Regions from separate parts of the Homo sapiens genome. Here region 1 is linked to region 2. The links are chromatin contacts, found by Hi-C in ENCODE. All regions are on one chromosome and are shown on one strand. The core of a region is the stretch at or near the end of the contact, and the rest is flanking DNA. Distances in the headings are between cores, read along the strand shown. Region 1 holds the start of LSS (lanosterol synthase). Region 2 holds the start of POFUT2 (protein O-fucosyltransferase 2).

The links. A loop is a pair of places that touch in the nucleus more often than their neighbours do. Pooled maps may share reads with other maps.
Region 1: a map of CD4-positive, alpha-beta T cell shows a loop between it and region 2 (9-fold over the local background). The contact joins the promoter of LSS here to the promoter of POFUT2 in region 2. A Hi-C loop is called at or near these places in 1 of 168 maps with a recorded cell type or tissue (CD4-positive, alpha-beta T cell), 6 of 37 single-sample maps with no recorded cell type and 9 of 50 pooled maps.

The regions. Positions count from the first base shown.
Region 1 is chr21:46,225,249-46,232,497 of GRCh38, reverse strand. It overlaps LSS (lanosterol synthase), which reads left to right and starts at 3,724. Exons shown (of 22, transcript NM_002340.6): 1 at 3,724-3,766; 2 at 3,899-4,064; 3 at 4,808-4,946. The coding sequence starts at 3,753. MCM3AP-AS1 (MCM3AP antisense RNA 1) reads right to left here and starts at 3,267. Exons shown (of 4, transcript NR_110565.1): 1 at 3,232-3,267; 2 at 1,971-2,171. RefSeq lists silencers at 2,920-3,359, 3,420-3,679, 3,690-3,859, 3,920-3,969 and enhancers at 3,389-3,683, 4,400-4,469.
Region 2 is chr21:45,283,763-45,290,893 of GRCh38, reverse strand. It overlaps POFUT2 (protein O-fucosyltransferase 2), which reads left to right and starts at 2,999. Exons shown (of 9, transcript NM_133635.6): 1 at 2,999-3,153; 2 at 4,966-5,216. The coding sequence starts at 3,023. It overlaps LINC00205 (long intergenic non-protein coding RNA 205), which reads right to left and starts at 2,842. Exons shown (of 3, transcript NR_026943.1): 1 at 2,650-2,842; 2 at 1,456-1,543; 3 at 1-423. RefSeq lists an enhancer at 1,658-2,388 and a silencer at 2,543-3,072.

The sequences.
Region 1 (7,249 bases), core at 2,475-4,974, 940 kb before region 2:
CAAATTACCCCAAATATAGTAGCTTAAATTTGAGGAGGATTCAGCTGGGCAGCTTTCTGTTGGGATCTCTCATGCAGCTGCAGTCAGGTATTGGCTGAGGTTATAGTCATCTGAAGGCTTGACTGGGTCAGTGGTCCAAGATGGATCACTTGCATGGCTGGAGGTAATGTTGCACTGTTTTCCCCAAATGTCTGGCTCATGCTGATGATGGTGCTTGTTGGAAACTGTCAATGGGTACAGTCTGCCAGCTAATAGGTTTGTTTTTCTACTAGGTCATAGTTGCCAGTGTTTGCAGGACTCTTGTGGGCCAGCTGCTCCAGAGGGATCCTCCCACTATCTCATGCTATCTGGCTAAGTGGGAGAAGTGAGCCTGGACCCACATGTGTAGACTTTAACTCAATCTGTCTGCTTTCAGTGGTCCTCAGCTATGCCTCATGCCTGAGGTAACACCTACTCTGATTCAACTACTGGAGACTTCCTCCACCCAAGTAGGAGAGGGGATCTATGGTCATACTGTTCCTCACAAAAATTTTCCACCAGTTATTCCAATTTCTGCACCTTCCTGGTATTTGCTGGCAGGAATGGTCTCTTGTTGGCTTCACCCACAAACGTAAGTCTCAACTTTCTCTAGCTAACTCAGTTATCACTTCTCCATCCATTCCCAGTCTCTATAATTTTGTTGACTTCTCTTGCTTACTAGTGTCTCCTCTCCCATTCTTTGTGGGGTTTTTTTGGTCTTTTATTACTTTATGTGAGTAGGGTTTGGGCAGGAAATGGAGGTTAATGTTTATGCTCAGTCTGCCATGTTTAACTGAAAATTTCTTTCAAAATTCTGCCATTAGGCTTTTCCCCCCATGTCTCTTTAGATAGCTCTTGTCAGTCACCAATACATTGTTTTGTTGCATCCAATAATAAATTCTGTCTTCATTTTGCAATCCCTTCAAAGCCTCAGCAAAGATCACCATGTCTTCACTTATATTATGACTTCATATTCCTCTGGTTTTCCTCCTCTCTCTGGCCATTCCTCTATACTGGAAAAGGTCGGTGCCCCAGGGCTCATTCTAGAACTTCTCTTTTTTATGTGCATTTCCTAATTCATCTTGTCCAATCTCATGATTTCAAATACTACCTGAAAGCAAATGACTCCCAAATTCCTATCTCTAGCATTATGTTCTCTCCTGAATGCCAGCCTACTCAATATTTCACTTGAATGTCTAATAAGCATCTCTAGTATAACTTGTCCCCACTTTAATCTGAATTTTCCAATCAAACTTTCCCTATTTTAGGCCAGGTGTGGTGGCTCATGCCTATAATCCCAACACTTTGGGAGGCTGAAGTGGGAGGATTCCTTGTGGCCAGGAGTTTGAGACCATCCTGGGCAACATAGCGAGACCCCGTGTCTCTACCAAACTTTAAAAAAATCAGCCAGGTGTGGTGGCACACGCCTGTAGTCCCAGCTATTCAGGAGGCTGAGCCCGGAAGATCACTTAGCCCTGGAATTTGAGGCTGCAGTGAGCTAATGATTGTGCCACTGCATTCCCACCTGGGTGACAGACTGAGATCCTGTCACTAAATAAATAAAAGACACCTCTATTTTAGTAAATGACCACCACCATATACCCAGTTGTTGAGGCCAAAATCCTCAGAGCCTTCTGTATCTGGCTTAATGAATAAGCTGGATGCAGTAGTATGTAAGCAGATAGGAACAGTGTTTTTTCTCATGACTGCCCCTAGAAGCTTAACTGTGTCAATTCTCAGACGTAGTTTACAGCTTTTTCTTTTCTTTCAGACATTAAAAAGAGCGGATTATTTTACTCATAAAAAGTCCAGTCCATTAAGATATCAAAACTCAAACTCTTATCCAGTTGAAACCTCTTCCCTCACCTAGCTTTGCCAGGTTCAGTGTGAGATTCCATCCAGGCTGAAGCCCCTTATCCCTATTCTTCATGTTTCTACATGGAGGAACTTACCTGGAGAAAAACTTCCAGCCTCTTTCTGCTTCCAGAGAAGTAGAGTGACTCATTTGATTGAATTTCAGAGAACAGATAGGGTGGAGTGTGCTCAGGCTCCTCTGGGTACTCTTTCTGGGGTCTGTGGGTTGACTGGAGGGGTGTCTTCTGGTGGGCACTCAATTGCATAGTGCTTGGTGAGGCAGTTTCATGGCCTAGAGGCTGGGGGATATGTTTGTCTGACTTAACGGGTGATTTAGTAGCTTGCCCTCTTGCTTGCAGATTTAAGCCTTGTCCTTCAAGCTAGGTTTTTAATTTGTGGCAAAGCTGATATTTTGATACCCACCCATCTTATTGCTGTGTCTTTTTCATCCGTTTCTGAACTGGGATAGGAAGAGGTGATTATCCTTGATTGTCTAAAACCCCGCTATTCCACTGTGGGGAAGGTGCCTGTGGGTATTCTTTTGTCCACTCTCTCTTCCAACTTTCTCCTCCGGCTTGCTGTGGCTCACCGCCCCTTCGAAGTTAGGCTGGGGGTAGGAATTGAGGAGTGGGTGCCGAAATGCTCACTAGGCTGGGGCAGTTGTAACTGGATGTCAGGGCTTCTGTGGGCCAGGTGAAGACATGCTGGGGTCTTCTGTGGGTCCTTGACCTGACTTACGGACCACTGGCTGCAGCCTCCAGACGTCAGCCATGTTTCCAACAGTCAGACGCCCCCTGCCCTGTTGCGCCCGGCTGTCCCTTCCAAGTTCGGTCACTCGCTCTGCCTCCATCTTCCTCTTCCCTCTGCTGCTAAGGCTTTTCACCTTTAATTTCTCCTGGGGCCACCCCCAACTCCAGCGACCCCGTGAGCAGCTGAGGCTCTACCGCGCTCGGTCCTGGCCAGCGACGCAGCCCTTCCCTGGCGGGGCTCCAGGGCTTCTGGCCCCTGTGGTCCGCCAGGTGTGGGGGCCCACGGCCTCACCGCGCCTACCCCACTCCCCCCGGCGAAGCTACGCGGCGCTCAGCTTCCCAGGGACGCCGGCGGCGCCCTCGGCTCCTCCGCTCCGCCCCGCCCTCCCCCTGGTCTCGCACTGGAGCCGACGGCCCGCGCCCACCTCACCTCAGGGCGGCCTCCCGCCCCCACCCCCGGCCCCGGCGTCCGGGCAAATCCTGCAGCGCGAGAGCAATTCCCTGCCACCCGACCTTCGCACTCGCTGTCGCTCGCTCGAGCCTCGCTCCCCACGTCCTTCCTTCCGACCCGCGGCTGGACCCTCCTCACAAATTTCTCAGAGAGGCTCACCTCAAAGCGCGGCGCACGAGGCCGGGCTCCCGGGACGCAAGCCTCTAGAGGGCGCGCGAGAGGCCCCGCCCCCGCCCTTCGGCCCCACCCACCAGCCCCGCCCCCACCCGCACCCACCAGGCCCCGCCCCCACCTCCCCACCCACCAGCCCCGCCCCCACCTCCCCACCCACCAGCCCCGCCCCTCATGCCCCGCCAATAAGGCCCCACCCGCCTCCCCCGTCCCGTCGCCTTCACCCACCATCCCCGCTCCCTCAGGCCCCGCCCCACGCCGCATGGGGCACCAAGCGCTCCACCACTGTGGTCGCCTGGCACACCCCGGGGTCACGCTCGCGGCGCTCTGATTGGTTGCGTGGGCGTCGGCCCACCTAAGCCTGAGCGCCTGCCGAGGCCTGCGCCTGCGTAGTGCGCGCGGGAGGGGCGGGAGGGGCGGGAGGGGCGGGAGGGGCGGGGCTGGGCGGCAGGTCCCGGGTGCGGACATCTGGCAGCTGGCAGTGGGCGGCGTAGAGCACTGCAGCAGCAATGACGGAGGGCACGTGAGTCCCCTCGCCCCGGGCTCCTGACGAATGCGGGGTGGTCCTAGGTGCTGAGGAGAGCGCGACTGGGGCAGTGGGCCGGCGGCCGGCGTTGGGGCGGGGCCTGGGTCGCTGATGGCCGGTGGTCCTCAGGTGTCTGCGGCGCCGAGGGGGCCCCTACAAGACCGAGCCCGCCACCGACCTCGGCCGCTGGCGACTCAACTGCGAGAGGGGCCGGCAGACGTGGACCTACCTGCAGGACGAGCGCGCCGGCCGCGAGCAGACCGGCCTGGAAGCCTACGCCCTGGGGCTGGACACCGTAAGTTGCTTCCGCGGAGCGTCAGCGAGCTCGGGACCCTGAGGGGTGAGCCGTGAGGAGCACGTTTTCTCTCAGAAAGGCGGGTGGGAGGACCCGGCCAGCGACGCCCATCCCCAAGGCGAGCGCCCACGGGAACTGCGTTCGCGGGCCCCTCCGCTTCAGCCCCTTCATCTCTAAACCACGCATAGGAGACTCCTAATGTTTTATTTTTTAGCACCTTATTTTGAGATAATTTTTGACTTATAGGAGAGTTGCAAAGATAGTTGTAACTTTGTTTTTATTCACAAAAAGTGTTTGGATCCACTGTCTTAGTTGTGTGCATTGTAAGAGATTTTGGTCGTCAGAGTCTGCAGTGTAAACAGGGTCTCCTGCCGAGCCCCGGCCACCGAGGGAAAGGCTGTGCCGCCCCTTGGGCCCTCTTTGAGAGGCCCGAGTCCCAGGCCCAGGTCGGCACCCGTGCCCCACCCTACAGTCTGGGTGCCTGGTTTATTCCAGACATCTTGGAGAAGTTGTGAAGAATACATGACTGGCAAATAAAGCAACGAAAATGTGCAGCTGTTCTTTTACTTTGCTGAGGTGTGATGCTCTCATCAAAGAGTTTCAGACTTTTGATGGAAACAGCTGAAACTTTTAAAGTAATTTACATTCACTGTTTTGACTTGGGCTGTATGTGAAGAGGGTTCCTCTGGCCGGGCAACAGTCCCGTCAGCTATCTCTTTTTTTTTTTTTCGATCTCTTTGCAGAAGAATTACTTTAAGGACTTGCCCAAAGCCCACACCGCCTTTGAGGGGGCTCTGAACGGGATGACATTTTACGTGGGGCTGCAGGCTGAGGATGGGCACTGGACGGGTGATTATGGTGGCCCACTTTTCCTCCTGCCAGGTAGGAGTATGCTGCCCCAGCCTGATGGTATGGCCACCCTGGATCACCCTTGGGATCCTGGCCCAGCCTGGTCTAGGGTTTTGATGAAGCAGGTGAAAATCCAGGGGCTCACAAGAAAAGGGCTGGCAAACTCTGCCCTATGTCAGAGTCGTCCTGCTATTGGTCTAGGGGATCAGCTAGCCTTGCCAGTGTAGGGTGACAGGCTCTCTGATAAGAGAAGCAAGTGGTTCTCTAGGGCTCTGTGTTGCCTTGAGGGAGGAGGAAGGTGGGCTTTGAAGTCTCAGTACAGGATGGGATGGACATTCCAGGTGGAAGGCCCAGCCTATGCCAAGGGGCTGTAGGTGGGCAGAGTGGTGGGTGGGGAGCTGATATCTGCTGTGAACTTCCTCGGGGCTATTGCAGGAGAGCTTCAGGTTCAGGCTGGTGAGTAGGAGGAGCATAGCAGTTGGACTGCCTGGGTATTGAACTGATTTGGCTACACAAGACTATTTTGCATCCTGGGAGTGTTTCTCTACAGAAATCCTCAGCCTTGTAAAATGGGAAATTCCCTCCTATGAATTTATGCAATAGGACTTTTTTCCCTAGTGACTTGTAATCACATTGTTTCAATGACGTGAATTCCTACATAAATAGGTTTTGTTTCTGTGATAACTCTTACTGATACATCATTTTCTTTTACTACGCTGACTTTGTAATAGATAGAAAGTCCTTATATACCTTTGTTGCCTTTCTTTTTAAAACATCTCTTACCTGTGTCTATTCATTTACTCATCCAAATTGCCTTTATCCTGATTTTGTCCCAGACTTGAAATGAAGTTGCAATAGGCTTATATGTTAGTTTGGGAAGAGTTGGCCTTTAACGTTAAAAACAGTTCCATGGTGTTTACTGTAGGCCAAGCCCTGCTCAAGGCCTGTTCTTCTTTTAGTCCTTAGAATAAGCCTAATGAGATACATTAGAAAGCTGAGGCACATTTATTCCAGGTAACCAGACTAGCAGGAGGAGCACTGGGATCCCCATCTCTGCTTTGACTTCTAGCCCTGCTGCCACCTGGACTGTACAGCATTGAGTTTTTCTGTCCTGGGATTTGAGGGCCTGTCCTTAGGGGAAGTCAAGGTGCTCTTCTTCCCTTGGCCCCATCAGGGCCTGTTTAGACTGTTCTCAGGGCTCGTGGTAAGGCAATGACATAGAGTTGGTCAGGAGATGGGTCAGCCCCACTTTGCCTCTGTAGCCTGACCTGTGACAGGATTGGAATCAGGTTTGGTCATGTGCACAGTGTCAGGCATGCAGTGGTGCTTGGTCAGTGGGGATTACTGTGTTGTTTGTTCTTGCTGCTTTGGCTCTGGGCTTAGCTGGCTGGGACCCTTCCTGTGGGCTGGCTGTGAGTTGGAGTTTTTTTGTATTTTTTTTTTTTTTTTGAGACAGCGTTCGCTCTTGTTCCCCAGGCTGGAGTGCAATGGCACAATTTTGGCTCGTTGCAGCCTCTGCCTCCTGGGTCCAAGTGATTCTCCTGCCTCAGCCTCCTGTAGGGTCCAGCCCCACAGGGTCGGTAGGTTTTTCTCCCTGTGTGCGGAGATGAGAGATTGTAGAAATAAAGACACAAGACAGAGAGATGAAAGAAAAGACAGCTGGGCCCGGGGGACCACTACCACCAAGACGTGGAAACCGGTAGTGGCCCTGAATGCCAGGCTGCGCTGATATTTATTGGATACAAGACAAAGGGGCAGGGTAAGGAGTGTGAGCCATCTCCAATGATAGGTAAGGTCACATGGGTCACGTGTCCACTGGACAGTGGGCTCTTCCCTGCCTGGCAGCCGAGGCAGAGAGTGGGAGAGAGAGAGAGAGAGACAGCTTATGCCATTATTTCTGCATATCAGAGACTTTTAGTACTTTCACTAATTTTGCTACTGTTATCTAAAAGGCAGAGCCAGGTGTACAGGGTGGAACATGAAAGTGGACTAGGAGCGTGACCACTGAAGCACAGCATCACAGGGAGATGGTTAGGCCTCCGGATAACTGCGGGTGGGCCTGACTGATGTCAGGCCGTCCACAAGAGGTGGAGGAGTAGAGTCTTCTCTAAACTCCCCCGGGGAAAGGGAGATTCCCTTTCCCGGTATGCTAAGTAGCGGGTGTTTTTCCTTGACACTGACGCTACCGCTAGACCACGGTTGGGTCCGCTTGGCAACGGGCCTCTTCCCAGATGCTGGCGTTACCGCTAGACCAAGGAGCCCTCTAGTGGCCTTGTCCGGGCTTAACAGAAGGCTCTCACTCTTGTCTTCTGGTCACTTCTCACTATGTCTCTTCA
Region 2 (7,131 bases), core at 1,750-4,249:
AGATGTTCACGTTCACTTCCCTTTCTGTCCATCGGCCATACGGGTTCCCTTCCTGTCCATTGGCCATTCGGGTTCCTTTGTGTGTCAGGCTGGCTACCATCTTTATGTCAAATTACTGGATTTTAAAATATCTTCATATATTCTAGATACAGCCCTCTGTCAGATCCATTATTCTGAGTATTTTCCCCATCGATGGCTTGCCTTTTCATTTTAAGTGTCTTTCAAAGACCAGAAACGCTTATTTTTTGGTGAAGTTCAACTTATCTCTTATTTTTTCTTTTAAAGCTCCTGCTTTTGTGTCCGACTGAGGTCTCCTTTTTTTTTTTTTTCCCCCAAGCGTTTGTCCATCATGTGGCATTTCTGGGAGCTCGGGACTCCACTCTGACAGAGGAGAGAGGCCATTTCTTTTACTGTCTCCTGTCTCTGAAGAGAAGGATGAAGTAAAAGTTGAAAAACAACAGGAATGAAGTCAGCAGCAAGACCAGCCGGTGCCACCGATGACCAGGCCTGAGGTTAAAAGATTACCCCCCCTCCCACTCTAACCACATGTGATCTCAATCTATCACGACCCTTTCACGTGGACCCCTTAGAGGTGTAAGCCCTTAAAAGGGCCAGGAACTCTGTTTTCGGGGAGCTCGGTTCTTGAGACGCGAGTCTGCCGAAGCTCCCGGCCGAATAAAGCCAAATCCTTCCTTAACCTGGTGTCTGAGGGGTTTTGTCCGCAGCTCGTCCTGCTACATGACCTGCCTGTCTATCCTCTTACCCACGGCAACCTGCCTTGATTCCTGCAGCTTTAAAATAACCCTATCAGGGTTACAGTATTTTAATTTCTGCTTCACATAGTGTAAATCAAAAATAAAACTCTAAGCTTCCCCAACCCACTGAATGGATCCCTCATCTCCACCAGGGGGATTCTGAAGAACCTGAAAAATGAGCTCAGGCCAGGAAGGGACGGGGATTGGACATGGCTCATTATACCCACCTCCCTTTGGAGTTCAGGTGCAGCTGACCAGACTGACAGCAGACTCCATAGCAGCAAGACACCAAGTTCCAATCTGACGCTGGTATAGCATCACGTGACAACAGGCCCTCAAAGTATCAATGTATTTTACCCCAAAATATATCTCTTTGACAAATTTTGAAATGGCCCCGCAAAGCGGTGTCTTGTGGGGAAATTCATATTCTGTAGACTCCCCTTCCCTTTCCAGCTCTTTTTCTGATCCTGAGGAGACTGGCTGAGAGTCTAGTGCCTTTTGAAGGTCTGAATAGGAAACATTTGCCATGTATTGCCTCTGAGGGCGGACACCTATGAGATTTCATCCACATAATAAGGACCTCGGTCTCCACAGCCCCTTCTCTTAACCCAGACACTCCTTTCTATTGATTCCAAGCCTTCAGATAGTAACTTCTTTCAACCAACTGCCAATCAGAAACATCTTTGAATCCACCTATTACCTGGAGGCCTTTCCACTTGGAGTCGTCCTGACTTTCTGGATCAATCCAATGCACACCTCACATGTACTGACTGATGTCTTATGTCTCCCTGAAATGAATAAAACCAAGCAGTAAAACAACCGCCTTGGGCCAAGTTCTCAGGACGTCCTGAGGCTGTGTCATGGGTCATATTTGGCTCAGAATAAATCTCTTCAAGTATTTTACAAAGTTTGGCTTTTTTTGTAAACAATAGGCAGATATAAATTCCATTTGCTAATTTTTTTAAATGCTGTGTCTTGGTTCATGAAAGACATTGGTCTGTGGTTCTACTGTCTGGTGATGTCTGACTTTGCTATCAAGGCAATGCTGGCCCATACATCGAGCAGGGAAGTGCCCCTCCTCGTCCATCGTCTGAGTGGCTGGATTCCTATTATTTCTTCTCTAAGTAGGATTCACCAGCTTGGCCCTCTGGGCCTGGAATTTTCTGTGTGAGAAAATTTGATAACAAATTGATCTCAAATTTAACAGATAATAAGCATTAGTATTTTCTTTTTTGGTAACTGGCATCCTTCAAGAAATTCGTCCAATTATACCGTTTTGGGGGCTGCCTGCACTAGAGTCAGCGTGGCGTCCCCTCAGAAGGCCGGGTTTGCCAGCGCCGCGCCCCAAGCCAGGTCGGTCGGCCAGTGCTGGTGCCCTCGGGGAACAGCGGGAGCTGCCTGGAGGCTGCGGGGAGCGGCGGCGGCGGGCACGCACCTGGCTCCCGAAACCAGACCTTTAATAACGCCTCGCAGAAGGGGCGGGGTGGGAGGTTGGCAGCGCAGGGGCGGCAGCCCCGGATCCCCCCAGGTCTCCAGATCACCCCATCGAGCCCCGCGCCCTAGCAGCACAGTCCCTCCAGGGCTCCTTGGAGGGCCAGGCCTCAGCCCGGGTGCCCCCTCGCCGGGGCTCCAGGGTTGGGGGCACCCAGGAGGCCGCAGGTGTGGAGCTCGACGGCGCCCCCCGACTAGAAACCCAGGCTCTCATGCGCGGCTCCCGCCCCGACCCCAGCTCCAGAGGGGCGAGAGCACCCGGCGCCGACCCCGTCTACGGACCCCCTCCTCCGCCCCGCCCCCGCCGTCCAGCCCTCCCGCCCCTACCAGCCCCGGGCCTCCTCCCCACGGACCCGCCCCGCGCCACCAGCCGTCAGCCCTCCCGGCCCCCAGTCTCGCGTACCCTCCCCACTGGCCTGCAGGGTCCACCGACTTCCCGACCCCGGGACCTCCCGACCCCCGGACCTCCCGGCCTCGCGGACCCTCAGGAGCCCCTGCGTGGGCTGCGCCAGGGCGCCCGCGACAGCACCGCCGCGAACCACAGCCACGGCCTCCGGGTCTGCAATGGAACCTCTAGCCGCTGCGGTCAGGAGGGCGGAGACTCTGCGCACGCGCAGTTCCCCCTCCCGCCCCTGCTTGCCGGTGATGGCGCATAACGCATGCGCGGGGAGGGCGGAGCTGGGCGTTGCCGTGGCTACTGGGAACGCATTTCACGGGGGCGGGGCGTGGTTCCGGGGCGGGGCGCGGCCGCCGGAAGTGCGTGGCCGCCCGGGGCCATGGCGACACTCAGCTTCGTCTTCCTGCTGCTGGGGGCAGTGTCCTGGCCTCCGGCTTCTGCCTCCGGCCAGGAGTTCTGGCCCGGACAATCGGCGGCCGATATTCTGTCGGGGGCGGCTTCCCGCAGACGGTAAACGCGCGTCCACGGTGCCAACGCTGGGGTTCCAGGACCGGGCAGGGTCAGAGGATGGGATGGGGGCGGGGCGGGGTCAGGGGCCAGGGAGATGGGATGGGGTCAGGGGCAGGCCCACGGGATGGAGGGTGGTCCGGGGCCAGGGAGATGGAATGGAGCGGAGTTATGGGGCAGGGGCCAGGGGGATGGGATGGAGCGGGGTCAGGGGGCAGGGGTCAGGGGAATGGGATGGGGTCAGGGTTCTGGGGCAAGGAATGTGGCGGAGTAAGGGGCCAGGGTGATGGTATAGGGGCAGGGGGCAGGGGCCAGGAGGGATGGGATGGGGGCGGGGCAGGGATCAGGGCGATGGGATGGGATGGGGGCGGGGCAGGGGCCAGGGTGATGGGATGGGATGGGGGCGGGGCAGGGGCTAGGGCCAGGAGGGGTGGGATGGGATGGGGGCAGGAACGGGGGCCCGAGGGATGGGATGGGGGCGGGGCGGGAGCCGGGGCCAAGAAGGATGGGACGGGGACGGGACAGGGGCAGGGGCAGGGGCAGGGGCCGGGGCCGGGCTGGAGTCTGGGGGATGGGATGGGGCGGGGGCTGGGGGCAGGGTCGGGCCAGCGGGTTGGCTGTAGTCGAGGCTGCGTCACTGCGGCCCGGGTCTGCAGGCGGGGTCGTCTGCGAGGCCCGGGGCGCAGCCTCGGGAGCCCAGGAAGGGGGCCGGGTTGCTCAGGCTGAGCGTGGGCTGGCTCCGGAGGCCCCTGCAAGTGACACGGGTCCAGGCCTGGGTGTGCGGAGCCGGGAGTCAGTGCCGGGCGGGCGCTCCGCAGTGAATTCTCAGGGCCAAGACGAGCTTCGCGGCCGCCCTGTGGCTGTGGGATCTCCAAGCGGACCCCGGGAGGGGCCTGGACGCAGAGGTGTGCACGGCCCCTCGTGGCGTTCGCAGGCCTGGGCGCTGCACGCAGCTTCACTCGCGACGATGGGAGTATGGAAAACCAGCGCAGAGCAGGGAAAGGAGAGCGCCAGGGACAGGGTTTCTGTAGCCCTTGGGGACTTGTCTGTGCCTTGGGGACTTGTCTGTGCCTTGGGGCGCTTTGTGTCCTTCCTCTAGGGCAGTGATCTTAAAGTGTGTCCTGGATCTCTGAGCTTTTGTAGCCGTTTTAATAGTAGTACCAGAGTATTATACGCCTTTTTCACTTCTCATGAATGCACTGTGGAGTTTTCCTAGAAACCACTTGATCTGTGATGTCACAACAGATTGAATGCAGAAACGGGTATGGGAATCCAGCTGTCACCAAACCCAAAAGAGATTTGCAAAAATTAAGAACATCATCACAGTTCTTCTAATTCATTTTTTAAAATACACTTATTTTTTATTTAAATATGTGGTTTTTGTTAACATGTAATGGCTTCTTATTTTTAGCTGAATTAAATACTTGTAGCTTTAACGTCTAACATAGGACGTATCAATAGACATAGTGCACATAACCAGCCGTCAGTCATTGTTTCCAGTGTAAAGGGGTCTTTAAACCAAACAGTTTGAGAACCATGTGGGTACTGATTCTTGGGTTCCAGTCACTGGGATTCCTCTGCCTTAGTGTTGAACTATTGCTAATTGTTAAAACGATGTTAGCATGTCTGCTGCTTCTGCTTACAGGCTCCGTAAGTAACTGGTCATAGAGAAACAGGCCACTCACTGCCTTCACAAACTAGGAACCATTGTTAAGTGCCTAGAGTCGGGCCACGCGCTGAGACTTGTGAGCAGTCGGGTTTTCCGTGCAGAAACCTCAGCATTTGAGACCTGTGGTCCTCCTTCTCCCTGCTCAGGTATCTTCTGTATGACGTCAACCCCCCGGAAGGCTTCAACCTGCGCAGGGATGTCTATATCCGAATCGCCTCTCTCCTGAAGACTCTGCTGAAGACGGAGGAGTGGGTGCTTGTCCTGCCTCCATGGGGCCGCCTCTATCACTGGCAGAGTCCTGACATCCACCAGGTCCGGATTCCCTGGTCTGAGTTTTTTGATCTTCCAAGTCTCAATAAAAACATCCCCGTCATCGAGTATGAGCAGTTCATCGCAGGTGAGGCCGAGCGGCACGCTGGGAGGCCGTGGTTGCTTAACTGGGGCCAGGCAGTCATTTCTAAGGTAGACATCAGGTTGGGCTTACGATTGCATCCAGCCTCACCAGCATCCTCCAGTGCCCAGTGCTGCTGCCTGAGGCCTGTGGCAGCACCTCCTCCGTTCAGGAGCACAGTCCCTTTCCCACGCTGCAGTGAGCTTCCCAAAATGTTTCTCGGAAATGGACCTGAAGTGGATGAGCTTTGTGCCCCCTCAGTTAGAGCCGCCCTTACACCCTAAGAAAGCGGCCACCCCTGGGTGTTATAGTGACAGGACTCGGCTCCCTGTGCGAAAGGCTGTTTTACGTTCAGGAAGACGCACTGCGTGTGGAGTATGCTTCGTGGTGTCTCAGTGCAGCGCCAGGGATAAAGGTCTGTCTCGTTTAATTTTGTGTTGCTTAATCTTTTCAGTTAATTTTAAGAGAAGAATTAAAGCTCTTCTTAGAATGAAGGTATTTAGAGCTTTTTGTGTTGCGTTGTTTGGAAGAGATAAAGGTAAGTGATGCTTTGCTGCTGCACTTGAGAGGCCTTGAAGACGAATGAGTTAGTTTTGAGTCAGGCTCCTGCTTTCCAGCATCTGTTGAGTTCTTACTCGACAGCCACTCTCGGGGCTTAGAGACCTTTGCTCCCTGCCAAGGAGTGTGGCTCCCGTGTCATCATTTTTCAAGGATGTGGTTCTCGTTGCACCCTAGATCTTGTCACTCTGAAATGTTTTCTGTGTCAAGGTCAGTCTTGTGAGTGCTAGGGGCATGCAACAACAGGCGGTAACCTCCAACATCCTTGTTGATACCAAGTCAGAAAGTCTGCTGCTTGTAAAAAGCATTCCTGGAGTGCGTCCTTTCCTGAGTTGACTTTAAAATTTGCTTGTGAGTCCTGGAAGATGAAAGCTGTGGTTGGGTATTGGGTCTAACTAGCAGCCAGCCCTCGGTCTGAACATTGGGTTATAGGAACCCAGAGATGCTATCCTTACCTCCCTTTGGTACCAGTGGGTTTCCTGACAGGGAAGCGGACAGGTCTGGGCCTTGGGCATCCAAGTGCTTGGGAAGGTCTGGGAAGACAGATGCTGTGTAATGAGCTTCTGAGGCACATATGCTGGTCTCACGCTTACCTGCCATCCACCAGCCTGGGGCTTTGCTGAGCTGTTTCCTCGCCTGTGAGGTGGGGAAGGAACTGGGTGCCTGTCCTAGGGCGAGGCTGCCAAGAGACTGCACACGGTGAGCTCCTGATGTGGCTGACATAGCGCCCAGCGTGCAGGATCTTCACCACCTCCCACTAGCCTAAAAGAAGCCCCCGCAGCTGTGGCCTCAGGCCCTTAGGCCACGCAGCCCTTAGCCCCCAGTCATGAGTGAGCAAAAAGGATACCAGAACTTCACCTTCGCGATGCTCCCTCCCGCTTTGTTCCTGCCCCAGAACTTCACCTGCGCGATGCTCCCTCCCGCTTTGTTCCTGCCCCAGAATTTCACCTGCGCGGTGCTCCCTCCCGCTTTGTTCCTGCCCCAGAACTTCACCTGCGCGGTGCTCCCTCCCGCTTTATTCCTGCTGCCTTTGAGCAGATCTTAATTGCTGACCTCTTGGGCGTCACAGTGCCACCTTCTTGGTGCGGGTCGGGCCGTGGGTAAGAGGCACGACTCCTGCTCACCTGAGCCTCTGTCCCCGGGGGAGGCAGGACACCAGTGCAGTAGATGGTGGCCGAGGGGGTGAGGAGCGCTGTGGGAAACCAGGGGGGTAGGGGACAGTGGCCTCACAGAGGGCCGGAGGGCGAGCCCCCAAGGGGAGTGGTCCTGGCAGGGAACAGCCTGGACCACGGCGTGAGGGCCGGATGGGCTCACACGGGCCCCTGTGAGGATGGGGCCTGCTGCAGCCAGGCAGGGGTAGGGC